Regions from separate parts of the Homo sapiens genome. Here region 2 is linked to region 1. A link is an interaction called in ENCODE POLR2A ChIA-PET data of the cell type or tissue named here. Cell type or tissue: K562. All regions are shown on one strand. Links, peaks and the distances in the headings refer to the core of each region. The heading gives the core; the rest is flanking DNA. Region 1 holds the start of CPZ (carboxypeptidase Z). Region 2 overlaps ACOX3 (acyl-CoA oxidase 3, pristanoyl).

Region 1 (8,318 bases), core at 193-8,192:
CCACCTGACTGAGGCAGACACAACCCTCCCTCCTCAGGTGCTCATAGCCCCAGCACCCTTCTCTCAAGGGTCCAGCCATAGGGTGGGTAGGAACAGGGTCAGACCCACTTTTATCCCCAGCACCCGCTCTGCAGCAAGTGCTGGGGATGCCGGCATGCACACACCATGTCCAGCTGGGGAGCAGGCTTCCAACGACTGACAGGCTCCTCCGGCTGCCATGCTGACCCTACCCCAACCTCATGAGCCCCAAGGTGGGCCGCTCTTTTGAGCGGTGAGTCTGTGCTCTTTTGATGACACAAAGTGGCTTCTCTCCTAGAAACTTGTCCTGCAGGGCACCCCCCATGGGACCACACACCCGGCCCCAGGGGCTGTGCTCTTGCAGACTTGGCTCTGGCCACACCTGCTGGTTCACTGGCCCCACCTTGACTGCACAGGTGTGGCTGGGTCCTCTCCCCGTGGCCTATTGCCCGCTGGGCTGGCTGGACAGTGTCTGGGGATTTGGTGTGATGGGGACGACTTGGATGCCTCTTTTACCCCTGGGAACGATTAACCCTGTCTTGTGATTTGCCCCTGATGAACCATTTGGTGGGTTGGGCCCTCGTGGGTGAGACGCTGTGGATTAGAGGCTGTCCCTTCCAACTTAACTGTGGAAGAGAGAAGCTGGTTCCAGGAAAGATGACCAAATTCTTCTCCCCGAGTCTTAAAAAGTGACACAAGCTAGCACTCAATTTCCTCAAATCTAAAATGCCGTTGATTTTAAACTGTCTGTTTTAGGTACCACTGGGAAGGAAAAGCCCAGAATGAGGGCTGTGCTAGGAGACACCCTCAACAGGTGGGCCACTCACGGCTGAACGCTCAGCGTCCACGAGAACTAAGCCTGCCACAGCAGGGGACAACAAGGAGGCACGGTGTCCCCACCCCAGCTCTCAGGGAGGAGGAGGAAAACCCTCCCTGGGACTGTGCACTGCCAGCTGGGGCTCGGGAAAGCATGGAGTCTGAATTCGCCCTCAGACCTGGGCTGGAAAGCTCAGACAGGGAAGTCAAAGACTGTGGCCCCGGAGGCTGGCCGGGGCAGTCAGAGTTGCTTCTGGAAGGACCCAGCTGAGTCCAGGCAGAGAGAGGGCAAGGTTGAGCACCAGGCGCCCCAGATCCCGGGGGGTATTGAAATGGGCATCTTTGAGCAGATGACCTGCAGGAAGCAGCACCTGCTGGGTGCCAGCAATGAGTTGGGGCCACAGTGAGTACTGTCTCCATTACCCCAGCCTCTGGGCGAAGGGGCTTGTCCTAAGTCTCAGGGCTGGCTGAGTGGCAGCTGGCTCTGGGGACTGCTACTGGTGCACTGGTATAGCTGGCAAAGGAACCCATGAGGCACATGGCTCCTAAAGGTCCAGCCACCCAGCAAAGCCCCCTCCCCGCATCCACACAGGGGACAAGGGTCAAAAGGTGGGGACATGCCTTCACTTTCCTCACCTGACAGGCCCTGGTCTGCTGGGATCAGCGCTGCAGCCAGAACCCGCATTCACCCGCGACGCAGCCTGTGCAGGGGACCAGGGGTTTTAGGCAGGATCAGCAGGGAATCTGCATACCAGCTCCACAGTGCACTCAGGTGGCAGATGGGGAAACTGAGGCCCAAGGAGGGGCGGGGAGCCCCTTGGACGGGGCGGGGCACTCCGCCCGGGGCAGGCAGGGGCCTTTATCTGCTGTCCTGCCCCTCCTCCTCCCCCAGCGGCATCCTCTCTCTAGCTTCTGGCGCTGCCCACTGTAACCCGACTCCGGCATTTGCGTTTGGGGCGCCCTCCCTGCGCCGGGGGCGGGAGCCCAGCGAGCGCAGAGCCCCGGCCCCGCGCGGCCCGAGTGCCACATCACTGCGCTGGCCGTCCAAGGTCCGCCGCCCCACCATGCCGCCCCCGCTGCCGCTGCTGCTCCTTACAGTCCTGGTCGTCGCCGCTGCCCGGCCGGGGTGCGAGTTTGAGCGGAACCCCGCCGGTAAGGCCGTCCCCTGCCCCCACCCTCCACCCTCCACCCTGCAACCTCTGGGGAGTGTGATCCGTCGCTTCCCAGGGGCCCGGGAGCTTTCTTCCAGTAGGTCACGCGCCTATGGTCCTGGCGAGAACGTCTCCAAAGTGGGCAGCATGTGGCCTGGGACTGGTAGTGTGACCTCTCCCCTGGACGGGGACACCAGGGAGGCTCTCTACGGCATCCAGGCCGGGACCCCAGGCAGCAGAGGGTCACCACGCCTGGGCCGGGGGGTGAGATCTTTTTCCTGTCGGACACAGCAGCAGGGGCGCCCTGCAGGTGGGTTCGAGGGAGCAGGTGCCAGGACTTTGCAGGGTGAGAGGCCATCTAAGGTCCCCGGGTCTTTCCAGGAACGGGACAGTCTCTCTGGGCTGTGGCAAACTCTTGACCCCTCCCTCCCAGCTGGGGCTGTGATGTGGACAGCAAGTCTCCGGAAGTGGCCCTAAGGGCTGGGAGGGGGCGTGGGCCCCCTGGAGGGATCTGGGGCCCGGAGAGGGAATGGACGCAGGGATCCTCTGGGAGGTCTGCCCGCACGACCTCACCCAAGGGGTGTGCAGCGGGGGTGGGGAGCAGGAAGGTAGAGGCTGGGGGCTGGATCCTGGGCTCCCGTCTGGCCTCACGGCCTCTCCAGGTGTGGGGGTGCATCTAGCCAACCGTGCTCAGGACTCTCATCAGAAGCAGACATCTGGGCTCCTGCGGGAGTGGGGCCGTGTGTGGGTTCAAGGGTGCAGGGTGTCAGGTTCTGAATCGCTTGTTCTCTGGGGTTTGTGGATACCTGAGAACTGCCTGAGCCCTGCGAGTGGATGTGCCAGGACCACAATACCCCACCCCAGTGCGCTGTGTCGACACTTTTCCTTTCCGTCCTGTTGATGCCTGGATTTTCCTCCCACCTCTGCTCCTCGCCTTACCTCTGGGCTCTTTTCTACCCGCTGCGTGTGTGCTCATGCAGGTGTGCAGGTGGGGTGCTGCTGGAGCTTGTGCCGTGTTGTGGGTGGGCCTCCCCTTGGCCCCTGAGAGCCCAGACAGTATCTAGAATCATAGGCTTGTTGGAGACCACAGCCCCCTCCTCCAGGAAGCTCTCCTGACCTGCCCTTTCCCAGGAAGAAATGCAGCCTCCTCCTCTGCACGCAGGCAGCACAGACCACCCTGTCCTCACCCAGCAGGATGCATGGGCTGGTCTCTGTCCCTGGCAGGTGCTGAGCACAGCCGTGGCATCGGCAAGTGTTTCTGGGAGAAATCACTCATCCCCCAGTCCAGTCTCCCCTCTTATGGACGAGTGTGGAAGTCAAGGACGTTTCCAGCCCACAGGCAGAAGTGGGCAGAGCCGGTCACCTGCAGTGCAGGTCCCCCACCCCGGGCTGCCATGTCCCTGTCTCGCCATCTGGGTCTTGCTGAGAGCAAGCCTGGTGCTCTCTCCTCTCTGCCTCACCCTTCCCTGGTGGAAGATTCCCTGTCCTCACTGGAGCCTGGGGACGGAGGTAATTTTCATGTCCTAGGGTCTGGGATTCAGATTCTGACTCCTCAACTCTGCTGTGTGACCTGGGCAGATGGCCTGACCTCTCTGACCTCATTCAGGTCTCATCCCTGACCCAGGCACAGCCACTGGTCAGTTGAGGAGGGGGAGGACTGACGGGCTGTCACTCCCCTGTTGAAGAAATGCTGCCACCTCGTGGTTAAGAGGCTTAGAACTATTTCAAAAGCCGCTTTCAGACCAGTGCTGTCCAACAGAAACACAAAGCCATCCACGCACAGAATTTTATATTTTCTAGTAGCCACACTAATGAGGTAACAGAAACAGGCGAAACTGATTTTAATAACAAATTCTTTTTTTTTTTTTTTGAGATGGAGTCTCACTCTGTCGCCCAGGCTGGAGTGCAGTTGCGCAATCTCAGCTCACTGCGAGCTCCACCTCCCGGGTTCACGCCATTCTCCTGGCTCAGCCTCCCGAGTAGCTGGGACTACAGGCATCTGCCACCGCGCCCAACTAATTTTTTGTAGTTTTAGTAGAGACAGGGTTTCACCGTGTTGGCCAGGATGGTCTTGATCTCCTGACCCCGTGATCCACCCGCCTTGGCCTCCCAAAGTGCTGGGATTACAGGCGTGAGCCACCACGCCTGGCCTGTAACAGATTCTATTTAACCCAATATGTCCAAAATATTCCAGCATTTTGGCATTCATATAAAAATTATTAATGAAACACACTGTTTTTAGTACTAAGTCTGAAATTTGGTATGCATTTCACACATCGCACACATTGGTTTGATCTTGCCACATGTGAAGGGCTCAGTGGCCACGTGTGGCTCGTGGCTGCTGTACTGGAGACCATGGCTTGAGAGCCTTCTAGGGGCATAGGCTTTCACCCCACTGTGCGTTTGCAAGTCTGCAGGGGGATCCGGGGATGTCTGTGTCCCACGGTGGTTGGGGTGGGGAAGCAATGGTGAATAGCCTAACCAGCCACAGTCGTCCTGGCTTTGCTCTGTGGCTGCCAGGGCAGGTGCGGCCTGGGAGAGGCAGAGGGTGGGCTTTGGGTCAGCAGGCCCACCCCCGTGTGGTAAGGGGCAAAACCAGAGGCCTACGGAGGCCAAGGCAGCTGGCAAAGGCCCAGCCACATCATGGGACTAGCTGTGTGGTCTTGGGGCAGTTGCAGCCCCCGAGGGCTCCTCCCAGACCATCCTGACTCTCTTGTGGCCACAGCAGCACCCACTGGGGCTTGCTGATTGTTGGGGGAAGAATTGTGTTTTCCAGAAAAGACATACTGATGATGTAATCCCTGGCACCTGTGAATGGGAGCGTACTTGGAAACAAGGTCTTTGTGGATGAAATCTGATTCAGATGAGGCCTCACGGGATTAGGGCAGGCCCTAAGCCAATAACTGGTATCCCTAGAAGAAGAGGGAGATTTGGGCAGAGACAGACACAGGGACAAAGTTCACACATGACAACAGAGGCAGGGACTGGAGTGCTCTGGCCACGAGCCAAGGAGCACCTGGGGCCACCAGGAGCCGGGAGGGGCGGGAGAGTTCTTCCCTTAGAGCCTTGACAGGGAGTGCGGCCCTGCAGACCTGCAGACTTCCAGCCTTCCAGCCTCCAGGGCTCTGAACTGTTGTTGCTTTTTTTTTTCAAGATAGAGTCTCTCTGTCACCCAGGCTGGAGTGCAGTGGTGTGATCTTGGCTCACTGCAACCTCCACCTCCCAGGTTCAAGTGATTCTCCCACCTCAGCCTCCCGAGTAGCTGGGACTACAGGTGTGTGCCACCATGCCCGGCTAATTTTTGTATTTTTAGTAGAGACGGGGTTTCACCATGTTGGCCAGGCTGGTCTTGAACTCCTGACCTCGTGATTCACCCGCCTAGGCCTCCCAAAGTGCTGGGATTACAGGTGTGGGCCACTGCACCCGGCTGTTGTTGATTTAACCTAAGCATGGTGGGCGCTTTGCTAGGGCAGCCCTGGCAAACAAACCCACCCCTCTCTGTGCCTTGCACATGGCGGCCAGTGGAAGTGGGGGTGACCCAGCCAGCAGACACTCTTCCTGCCCCTTGGGAAACCCCGATGGGGCTGCATGGCTTATTGTGGGGTCACAGGGGATAGTCCTGCTCCTGCCCACGATATGCCCCAAGACTCTGTGTGTTGAGCATTCACTGGGCACCTCACCCTCCTGTTGTATTAATCTTGATGGATCCTCCAACAGCCCTATGAGGTAGACGTGATCCTTATCCCAATCTACACATGAGGAAACTGAGGCACGGGCAGTGGTTCATCCTGGAGTCTTAGTGCCCTCATCTGTGAACAAGGGAGACTGGAAGCCACAGGAAGCCAGGAAGGATCGCCTGTCCAGTCCCTGTGTGATGGTCCAGTCACTTGTGTGGGCGCTTGGTGGCTTTGGAGGAGCAGGTGCAGGGATGGACACCTCACCTTGTAGCTCCCTGAGGCCAGCAGAGTTCCCAGGGTCAAGTCAAAGTTAGTTCTTCCAGTCGCTCATGTCTGCTGAGTGAATAAACAAAGTTCCAGGTTCACCCAAGCTCGCCAGCTCAGGGCCAGGCCACGCTCAGTGCCAGCCGGGCACCGTCAGAGCCTTGTGATGGGTACCCAGGGAGTGGAGCAGGGGTGCTGGGCTGAGATCACCTTGACCCTTGAGCTGACTGTGCTGTAGCATCTGCCTCGGTCCAAGCTCAGTGCAGGATGAGACCACGGGTCAGCTGAGTGCAAACCCTGCTGCCAGAGTGGCCCCACTGGTGGCCAGCTTTGCACACCGGTGCTCGCTCAGGGCCCTGCACAGGATGGGTGCTCACACAGGGCCCTGTGTGGATGCCAGCCTTTTATCTGCTCTTCCCAACATCACCCAGTTGTCTTTAGCCACACTGACAGGGGGGTGAGGGCACAGTATTTCAAGCAGAATCCCGGACCAGCTTTTTTTTCATTCCTTTTTTCCTAAAGTTCAAGCTGTCATGCCTCCTTTATGCTGCAGATTGGTGGAGTCTGGGGACGCTCTGTCTGGACCATGAAGGCCTGGGAGTCACGTGAGGGTGCCAGGGAGGGTGTCTGGACAGTCTCACGCCCACAGGCCCGTGACAGTCATCCAGGGGGACTCAAGCTCCTCTGTGCTCATCCCAGCGCGCGTTGTGGGCGTCCGCGGGCATGGACGGGCAGGTGGGCACACTGCAGCACCCCTCTTGGGTTAGGGCCGCCCCACTCCCAGGTGCTTTAGGAAAACAGTGCCCTTGCCTGCTGCTCTCCCACACTCAGCACAGCAGGGCTCCTGCAGCTTGTCTCCGGGTTGTTCTGAAACCATCGCAGGAATGATGCACACTGTGGCTGATGGAGCCTCTTCCCCCCGGAAGATCGTGTGCTGGGCTCGGACCATAGGTCGTCTCATCTCACAGTATTCCTACAAAATGATTATAATGAACCCATGTGAAATGGGGGAAATGGAGACACAAAAGAGCCACTTGCCCGGGGCCCCCGGCTGTGATGTGGCGGTTGGCACCTGGGCCCGGTGGTCTGGGGCTGGGCATCTTCCCTGCCTTCCACAGCCCTTGTGGTTCATAGTCCATGTTCCCTGCCAGCTTGGACAGGGAGGGAGAGTGAGCCCAAGGGCAGCCGTGTCTTCCCCAGGGCCGCCCGCACACGCCTGTTCCACGCCCGGAGAGCGCTGTGTGGACCTCTTTTGTCATCTGTGATGAGGATGGAAACGGGAGCTCTCCTAGGAGTGCCTGGTGGAGGACTAGTGCCCTAAACGTCCCCATCCCACAAGAGCTCTGTGAGCTGAATGGTGTAGGGATCCAGGACTGTGGTTGCCCAGTCCCCAGTGGGGAAACCCAGTCCCAGGAAGTTCCCGAGGGTGGGAGCTGCCTGGCCACAGAGCAGCCCAGGTCTCTCTGACCTTTGGAGAGTTGCCATATGCTCAGCCAAGTTTTCACAGCCCCCAGATCCTAGGGTGAGCTCCGAAAAGCGGCCTGCACTCTCCTGGCCTCAAGGTTCTGTCCCAGGTTTTGGCTGGAGGTGAAGTCACAGCCAGGCAGGCAGGCCTTTTCCTCTGCTCCAGCCTGCTTGCCCCCTTCTCCCTGGCCCCCTGCACCCACTCCACACGTCCTGCCTGTGGGTCACGTCCCCTTCTCCGGGTTCCTGCTGCTCCCACTGCCCAGCCTGCCCCCTCTCTGGCCAGGTGGGCTCCGGCATGGGCCCGTCCCAGCACTAGCCGGGTTTTAAATCTGATGCCGGGTTCCCCGCCTTGGATGCGTTCTCGCTGCCTGATGCACACAGAGCCTTGGGTCCCACTTCATACAGGGCCCTTAGCAGCCAGCATTGCTTAGGGTTGGCTGTGTTTGGCCTTCTCAGAGGCCTTACTGTTGGGTTCACATGTCTGGGTTCAGAAAGGGCCCTCGAAACCCCACGATTGTGAGGATGGTTTTGTGTGTTGATCCTTTGTTCTTGGAAGAGGGCCCCTGATTCAGGAAATGGGGAGAGGCCACACCCTGGTGGTGTCCTTGGGGGCACGGAGCCTGCGTGGCTGACTCTGGGAGGGGCCTGGGTCTGGGTGCAGCAGTGCCTGCTGGTGAGGGCTCCGGGGGCTGACAGTTAAAACTTTTGGAATCTTCTGAGGACTCAGCGGCTTACGGTGGGAAGCTTGAGATTGGCCACAGTAGAGGTACTTGTGCCCCAGCACTCACAGATGCCACCTCAGGGCTCTTCTGTCCTGGACATCAGGCTTGTGGGCACCATGGCCCAGCCCCGGGCTTCGAGCCAGATGGATGCCACTGACGCCTGCTGCTGCCTGTCTGTCCTTAGGCAGGTCATGTGACCTCTC
Region 2 (8,318 bases), core at 87-8,086, 210 kb before region 1:
GGACTTGCTCTGGGGCAGTAGGGACTGCCTGACAGACCCCAGCTAGGTAGGACTAGCACCCAAATTTCCCAGAGCCCTGCCGAGTGAGGTGGGGCAGCCCTCAGGCTCCCACCTGAGGCCTCTGGCAGGAGGCTGATAATACAGGCCTGTGGGGGAGCTGCCAGGTGTGGTGCTGCAGCTCCAGGCCTCAGCCCTTCCTCCTTCCACCTTCCATGAAACAAGCGGGTGACGGCATCTGCACCCCCGTAGGCTGCTCCTGTGTCCACGAGAACACGATAATTCCATTGAATCCTGCCCACACCCCAAAACGTGCTCCCACACCACGAGGGCCTCTCCTCTCGCCATGGGTCCTCTGCGAACCCAGAGATGAGGCCAATCCCAGCAGGGCCCAGGCACAGAGAGGCCGTCCTTGAACCGAATCTGAGTGAGCCCTGTGCCCCGCACCACTCTCCCCGTCGCCTGCACAGTTGCTGTGTTAGAGCGGCACTGCTTCAGTGTTTTTCCATGAAAGTGACACAGCTTGATACAGCGATGGCACAGGCCAGACATGCTGCGGGGGCCAGAAAGACAGCCCCTCCTGGAACCTTGCTGCTGTCAAATAATGCATCGCGAGTGCCAGTGAGTTTTGAAACACAGCGTCACTCGGCTCTGCAGCTCTGCGCGTGAGCAAAAGGCGTCATGGCTCCAAGCCTCAGCGTTGTCTCCTGCGTGGTGCTGCTGGGGTCAGGGCGGCTCTCTCACAGGAAGCGCCTGCGATGGCAGCTCTACTGTACTCAACGGCATCTCAGTCCCCAGGATTTGCCTGCATGATACTGCGCTGTTCTTCCAGGAAAGGTCCACGTAAGGCCAGCAGTCACCGGGGGGGACACAGGCTCTGGGGATGGGCTCCCTAAACAGTGTCTGCCATGGCAACCAGCAGAGCTGACCACAGCATTAACCAAGGTGGGCTGGGGCCCAGGAAGCATCCCATGCGGTATGGACTCTGGCGACCCGGGGGGACAGTAATGCCTCAGGTGCAGTCCCTCCCCCACGGACAAAGTGTCCCCACAGCTACGGTTAGGGCTGGCGCACTCCAGCCGAGAGTGCTCACGGCACCCAGACACATCCGGGAGCCCCACTGCCCCCACCAGCTGCCCCCTAGACAGGGCGGGGCTGGGCTCTGCTCTAGGGGGATCTTCTGGACCACCTCAGCTGCCCCTCCAGAGCTGCCAAACTGTCCCCAGCTAGGACTGTGACAGGCACTTCTCAGGCTCGATGCAGCTAAGGTCAGCTGTCCGTAAACCTTCAGCACAGGAGAGAGGAGAGGGTCCCAGTCTGGTACACTCTGGTTGGTGAAGTACATTTTAAGAGGCAATGCATACTTCAGGCAAAAAAACAAACCCCAAACTGTCCAAATTCAGACTGCAGCCATGCAGCCTGGGGAAAGGGTTGGACTCTGTGACAGCTGGCCCGGGTGCAATCCTGGCCCCGGCACGGGCGAGCTGGGGGACCTTGGGCATTTCTCTTGGCCTCAACTTCCTTCACTCCCAAAGTAGACAACGTGAAATGACCCAGGTACAGAATCCAGCGTGTGGCTCAGGGAGAACAAATGTCCTCGTCCTTGTCCGCCTTCTGATGTGCAAATCCCTGAAGGAAACCTCGAGCCCTTGTGGCAGGGGTTGGTCCCAGGCTGGAGGCAGGCTGCGGGGACGCCACCACCCATCTTTTTACTCCCAGGCTGGAAGCAGGCTGCAGGGACGCCACCGCCCATCTTTTTACTCCCAGGCTGGAGGCAGGCTGCGGGGACGCCATCGCCCATCTTTTTACTCCCAGGCTAGAGGTAGGGAGGAGGGACGCCACCACCCATCTTTTGTATCTACTGGCTGTTGAACATGTAAAGGTGTCACTCAGCCAAAAAATGAGAGAAATGCATTTTTAAAGACCTTTCTGTGCATGCCAGGCTTACAGTGGGTAAATGGTGGATAGCAGTTACTGGCAGGAGCCAGAAAATGTTTAAAAGTTAATAGATTTTCTCCACCAGGTCAAAGAGTAAGCACATTTTTAACAAAAATGGTCAGTAACCTTCCCAAAGGACACAGCCATCACCCTCTCCATGAACGGTGCTGCTGCCCAAGCCCAGCCTGATGCCTGTGGAAGTGTGGCTTTGACCTGCAGCTCCTGGCCCTGGCTCCAGGTCAGTGGCTGCTGGGGCTGGTTTCCGACCAGGCTGGCATCTATCTGAAGGAATTCCTTCCTTCCTGGGGGTGTTCTCCGTCGGCGACATGTTACGTGGGCTTCCACAGGCTGCTGTGTGTCTTCCGATTTTGTTTAGAGCGTCTTTTGCAATGCAGAAATGCTGAACCTTTATGCAGCCAAATCCGATGGTTTTTTTAACAGCTTCCGGTTCCCATCTTCCTGAAAAGGCTGGTCTAGGCTGAGGCTTTCTTGGTATGCCGTATTGCAGGGGAAGGGGCTGCGTCTCCCCTGGGCCCCCTTAGCATTCAGCCCAGGGCCCCAAGGGCTCTCAGCTATCACAAATGTCCCCTGCTCTTAAAAGCTCCGCGACCCGGGGCAGGTCTGGAACACGAAGCCCTGCCCTGGCAACTGTTTTCCCTCCAAGGCCTTGGGGCTGGTGTCTGTGGGTGTCTGTCAGCTCCACAGCTCAGCCCAGGGTCACCGTCTCAGCCGGATCAGAACCCAGGACCCCTCCTGGCCTCTGCCGCAGCCCTCCGTGAAATTCTGCTACCAAGTTCTCGAAGGAAAAGCTACAGGTGAGGAGGGGTTTCTCAGCAGCTGAGCCACACACTCGGGGTGTTGTGGGGTCACACATGCCAGGTCCCCAGCATAGATCGGGGCTGGAAGGGGGTGCTAAGGACCTACCGGGCAGTTCTAAGAGACACAGGTGTTGTTAGGAAGGGGGTCCTTTTGTGCCCCCCATCTCTGGGGTTCTTGTTTCATAACTCTTTGGAGAATCTCTATTCCATTAAAAAAATGTTTTCTTTCTTTTCTGAGACAGGGTCTTGCTCTGTTGCCCGTGCTGGAGTGCAGTGATGTGATCACGGCCTACTGCAGCCTCAACCTCCTGGGCTCAAGCGATCTTCCTGCCTCAGCCTCCTAAAGTGCTGGCATTACAGACATGAGCCAGTGCAGCAGCCTATTCCACCTTAACGCAAGGATGTGGCCTGCAGAGGAGGGAGCAGTGGAAGCTGACAGGCATCCACTGGTTTCTGAATGACCCAACCTGCTGTGTATCACCCAAGGTGGGTAAACAAGGCGGCCTGTTCTGGAAGGGTCACTTCACGCTTTGGTCACCATGGCCCTAAACTACAAGTTTTACAGACCCTGGCCACCTGCTGACTTCATTTCTTTTCAGTTATAAATTCAATATGGGTTCCTTTTTTTTTTTTTTTTTTGAGATGGAGTCTTGCTCTGTCACCCAAGCTGGAGTGCAGTGGTGCGATCTCGGCTCTCTGCAACCTCCACCTTCCAGGTTCAAGCGACTCTCCTGCCTCAGCCTGCCAAGTAGCTGGGACTACAGGCGCATGACACCATGCCTGGCCAATTTTTTGTATTTTTAGGATACACCAGGTTTCACTGTATTAGCCAGGATGGTCTTGATCTCCTGACCTTGTAATCCACCCGTCTCAGCCTCCCAAAGTGCTGGGATTACAGGTGTGAGCCACTGCACCTGGCCCAATCTGGGTTTCTTTGAGCTTGACAGGAGCCCATCCTTCCTGCCTTCTCTCCTCATCCCAGGGCAGGTGTGTCTAGCAGGTTCCTAGAGGAGCTGGCCTGAGGGGCGGGGCTGCCCCCCAGCAGCAGGCTGTGAGGTGCTGGGCCTTCCCAGAGACAGGCAGATGTGGACCTGGGTCCCCATAGCAGCTTCATTACTGAAGGTGACCCATAACCTCATGAACCGACGCTAGGGAGAAGGGGTGACAGCAGCTCTCTCCGTATCCACGGCCTCCCTGCACAACACTCATGGCCTGAGTCTCCCCACAGCTATGGTTAGGGCTGGCGCACTCCAGCCAAGAGTGCTCATGGCACCCACAGACACATCCGGGAGCCCTACTGCCCCCACCGGCTGCCCCCTAGACAGGGTGGGGGCTGGGCTCTGCTCTAGGGCAGATGGCTGGGACAGGGCTGGAAGGTTCCTGGCATGACAAGGTGTTTTATAACAGGCTATTTTTTCCCTGTGGCTTCCTGGAACATGAGAGACAGCCCTGTCCAAGTGTGAGAACCAAAGCGCTTTCCAAGGCCAACGATGACCCACTCACCATTGCCACCCCAGCCCCTCGGGAAGGCGAGAGCAACTTGTGGAAAACCAAGCAGGGCGCTGGCATCACTCCCACGAGTCAGGAGGGAGTGCTCTGAGTGCCCGCAATGGTGTCTCCGCCACTCTGTGCATCCAAGGCTCTCACAACCCAGAGCTTCACCGCTCTGGTTTACGGGCTGGGAACCGTCAGGCACGGTAAATGTAACATCCATGACCTCCCCAGCCCAGCAAGACAGGTGCTGCCATCCCTGTGTTACAGAGGAGCTGAGCAAGCAGCAAAGTCATCAAGTCATCTGCCCAAGGTCACGGGAGCTCGGGGTCTGGGGCCTGAATTGCCAGGATGTTCAAACTCCCAGGGACACAACGGCCAGGGAATTAAGAGCAAATAATACAAAAGGGAATTTTGAAAACAAATACTTACCTGGCATTTGTTCCTTGCTTCAAAGTCACTGCTTCCTGATCTTTTCTCTTGGTTTAATTTTTGATAAGTCTCTCGGAGCAGGTAGCAAACCAGCCACTTGTATGCTGCCAGGGCGACTTCGGAATGACAAACAGAAGGAGAAAAAGTAACAATAGAGAACACAGCATTTGTCACAACTCACCCCCAGGGACAAGGCACTGCCAGCATCCTGCAGGTACCAGGTTGTCTTCATTGACAACCAAGTGTATGGGGTGGGTCTGATTTTATAGGTAGGGAAACTGAAGCACAGGGAGGGCACCTGCCCAGGGCCCCCCTGGCTGGAGGCACTTCCTGGCTCAGCCCAGGGCTGTCCTGAGTTCTACACTGTTCCAGCAGCCTGGAGGCCACAGGAACACGGTGCCGCCGCTAGAGTGGGCCCCCGAGTGGGACGGCTGCACGTTCTCGCACGCACCAGGCTCGGTCTGTGTGAAGCGTGGTGCTGCCTCCACAGCATCAGCCAGGACTGCATGGGCAGCAGGACAACTGGCCGGCGGTGGCGCCCAGTGGCGAGAGGAAGGGGTGCTTCCGTTCGCCTCCCCCTGCCTGGCCCTTGGACCTCACCGCATGCTGGAGCTGTGGAACTGGGGACTGACATGGTGGGGGAGGGGGGAACCTAAGGCCTCACCCCCTGCGTGGCCCCTTCCACAAAGCTCAAAAGGGCAGGAGGGAGCAGATGTTGCAGACAGGGAGGCCCCGGGGTGGGGTGTCAGGCAGGACAGCTGGAGACCCCCCTTCGTCCTCCCCTTCCCCTGGCAGTGGTGCCCACATCTGCGGGGCCCCCCACAGCACAGCCAGAGCTGGCCTCCCACAGTACTCCGTATGGACCAGGCATGGTCCTGAGACCCCACCAGGCTGTACTGCTACTACCCCACTGATGAGGACACGGGCCCAGGGACCCAGGTACATGGCGAGCATGTGAGGGAGGGGTGCAGACCACCCACATGTGGAGGCCACGCTCACACCCACCCCCTGCCCAGGCACAGAGGGCCTGGCGCCCAGACACGAGGCACCTCCAGGCTGCAGGGGCCTTCTGCCTGGCAGCCGGTCTTGCTCAGAGATCCCAGGCAGGAGAATGGGGATCAGCCACACTGAGTCTGAGCCCAAAGGCTGAACTCAGTGGGGCTTGGGATTTCCTTCTATGTCACACAGCCCAGGTCACTGGGAAGAAAATACCCAACGTTGCTGGGCGCAGTGGCTCACACCTGTAATCCCAGCACTTTGGGAGGCAGAGGCGGGCGGATCACGAGGTCAGGAGATCGAGACCATCCTGGCTAACACGGTGAAACCCCGTCTCTACTAAAAATACAAAAAATTAGCCGGGCGCAGTGGCAGGCGCCTGTAGTCCCAGCTACTCGGGAGGCTGAGGCAGGAGAATGGCGTGAACCCGGGAGGCGGAGTTGCAGTGAGCCGAGATCGCGCCACTGCACTCCAGCCTGGGCGACAGAGCGAGACTCCGTCTCAAAAAAAAAAAAAAAAGAAAAGAAAATACCCAACGTTGCAGTTCCTGCCACAGCACACCCGACTGCTTTCGGCTGTTACATCTGTTCACCCTCACGGCATAACTGAGAAGCCCGTCACAAACCAGAGCAGGCCGTTTCCCAGGCTCACACGTCAGGCGGCTTGCCGGAGGTCTCAGCTCCCCAGAGGGAGTGGGATGGAAAGACGGGTGCTGCTGACCCCGCAGGCAGGGCACAGGCAGGGTTGGGCGGAGGCTTCCTCCATGCAGGCATCTTCAGGGAGCCAAGGCTCCCCTCGCCAAGTCCTGCCAGGCATGGGGCGCTGAATGGTGGCCCCAACTGACCCCCACAGCTGTGAATGTGACCTTTGTTGGGAAGAGGGTCTTTGAAGATGTCATGAAGTTGAGGTATTCAGGTGAGGTCATCAGGGACTCCTGGACTAGGATGGATTCTAAATCCAATGACACGTGTCCTTACAAGATGCAGAGACAGCAAAGTCACAGAGGAGGCAAAGGCTGGCATGATGCACCCACAGCCAAGAACTCCTGGAGCTGCCAGGAGCCTGGGCGGGAAAAGCCCCCCCACCACGAGAGGGAGGCGGGTAGCCCTGCCCCATCCTGACTTGGGGTTTCTGCCTCTGCACCAAGAGAGTCACTGTCTGCTGTCTTCAGTGCCCAGGCCGTGGCTCTCTGCTGCTGGCAGGCTGCCCAGGGGTCATCCTTGAGCCTCACATGCTACCCTTCAGGACTTTACTGGAAAACTCAGGTCCATTTTGCAACCAATGCTGAGGGGAGGCCCTTGTGACCACCGCCTGTTCCTAAAGGCTCTGCAACATCCCAAGCTCTCCCCAGCAGGGCAGATGGTCACGAACAGCAAGGAAAGGTAGACGCCGTACAGTTGTGCTTCCCACGACTTATTTACACAGCAACAAAACCAAGGAAACGGTCCGGCCAGAAACCACTTGTGCAAATTCCTTCTGACCACACCAGAGGCCCCCGTGTCCCACCACGCATCAGCCATGGCTGGGCTTCCCTCCCAGCCTGTCCTGGCCATTCCCAAACACTGCCCCAGGAGGTGTCCCTCTGCGGTGGACACTTCACGGCAGTTACCCGAGTTTTCCAATCTGTCTCTGCAACCAGAATTAATCCATGAGGCTTCACGTCGATGGCCAGTTAGACTGTGCTGTGGGCTTCAAGTGAGAGGGACGCTTGAGAAATGAGTTATGTTTGCACTGTGTTTTTTCCTTACACTCTACTTTTGGTTCTTGGTTTTTCGTGAAAAAATAAATCATGTCAGTCTGATGTGTTCATGTGCAGGGGAGAAGATCCCCAAAAAGCACATGAAAGCAAACAATGAAAGGTGGGTGTTGTGTGTGTCATTTTCAGAGTTAATGTGGAAGTGAAAAAGTATCGCTGAAACAAACTAGGCAGGAAAACGGGCACTGACGGGCAGTGAATTCTCTTGCTCGGAATGCGGCTGCTGGCGGCCTGAGGACACACCCAGCGTCAACAACCTCTGTCCTCAAGACTCTCCCAGAATCCTGGGTCACCACGGCCTTTCCATGTGCCTCACACCAGAAGGACTCTCGAAGGTGCCCCCAGCCGCCCTGTGCACCCAATGACTGCCCCTCGATCTGCCCCCTCCCCAGCTGGGGCTCTGTCCTTGACCCCATGGTGAGCTCTTCGCATGCACTGCCTGCCTTTCGGGTCTCGGTTTCCTCTCCCGTCTCTGGGTCCAGTCCCCTCTGCGTCAGCATCAGAGCACTCCTAACTCGGATTCTGACCCAGGCAAGCCCTGGAAAGCAAGGCCTGGACAGCGGCCCCAACTCCTCAGCCAGATCACAGGCCCGGGTCTGACCATGCCCGCCGCTCTGGTGCTCCTGAATGGCCGGTGCTCCCCAAAAGCACAACGCACGGACCCTCTGAGACACCCTCAGGTGCCAGTTTTGTGGGAGACATTCCCTGACCCACCAAGGCAGACCTCACCTGCATCTGTTGTTTCCAAGGAAGTGTTCAGGACTGTGGCCCCCCACACGCAGCAGCCCCCCACCGAGGGCACCATGGCCTGGCCCCTGCCAGGTGGCATGGGGTGACCGCATTCCCTCCCCACTGTCTCGCAGAAGGAAAACAGGCTCAGAGAGATTAAA

Evidence for each region. ChIA-PET counts read pairs that join two places held together with the same protein. Peaks named below come from ENCODE experiments on the same cell type or tissue, not always from the same donor. Only the 100,000 strongest peaks of a DNase experiment are listed, where the experiment ranks them.
Region 2: POLR2A ChIA-PET joins it to region 1 with 6 read pairs; 2 of 35 experiments call an interaction of 5 or more read pairs at or near these places.

What each region holds. Positions count from the first base shown.
Region 1 is chr4:8,590,936-8,599,253 of GRCh38, forward strand. CPZ (carboxypeptidase Z) reads left to right here and starts at 1,830. Exons shown (of 11, transcript NM_001014447.3): 1 at 1,830-1,986. The coding sequence starts at 1,899. RefSeq lists an enhancer at 2,833-3,507. In K562, for the core only: a CTCF peak has its summit at 3,675 (motif pointing left); DNase peaks (open chromatin) are centred at 1,756 and 3,646; H3K4me3 peaks cover 1,068 bases; H3K27me3 peaks cover 1,522 bases.
Region 2 is chr4:8,376,816-8,385,133 of GRCh38, forward strand. ACOX3 (acyl-CoA oxidase 3, pristanoyl) reads right to left here. Exons shown (of 18, transcript NM_003501.3): 14 at 4,677-4,792. Among named protein-coding and RNA genes, the nearest start is that of ACOX3, 60 kb to the right of the region's middle. RefSeq lists enhancers at 4,667-5,266, 5,267-5,865. In K562, for the core only: no CTCF peak of the experiment used is centred there; no DNase peak of the experiment used is centred there; H3K27me3 peaks cover 3,350 bases.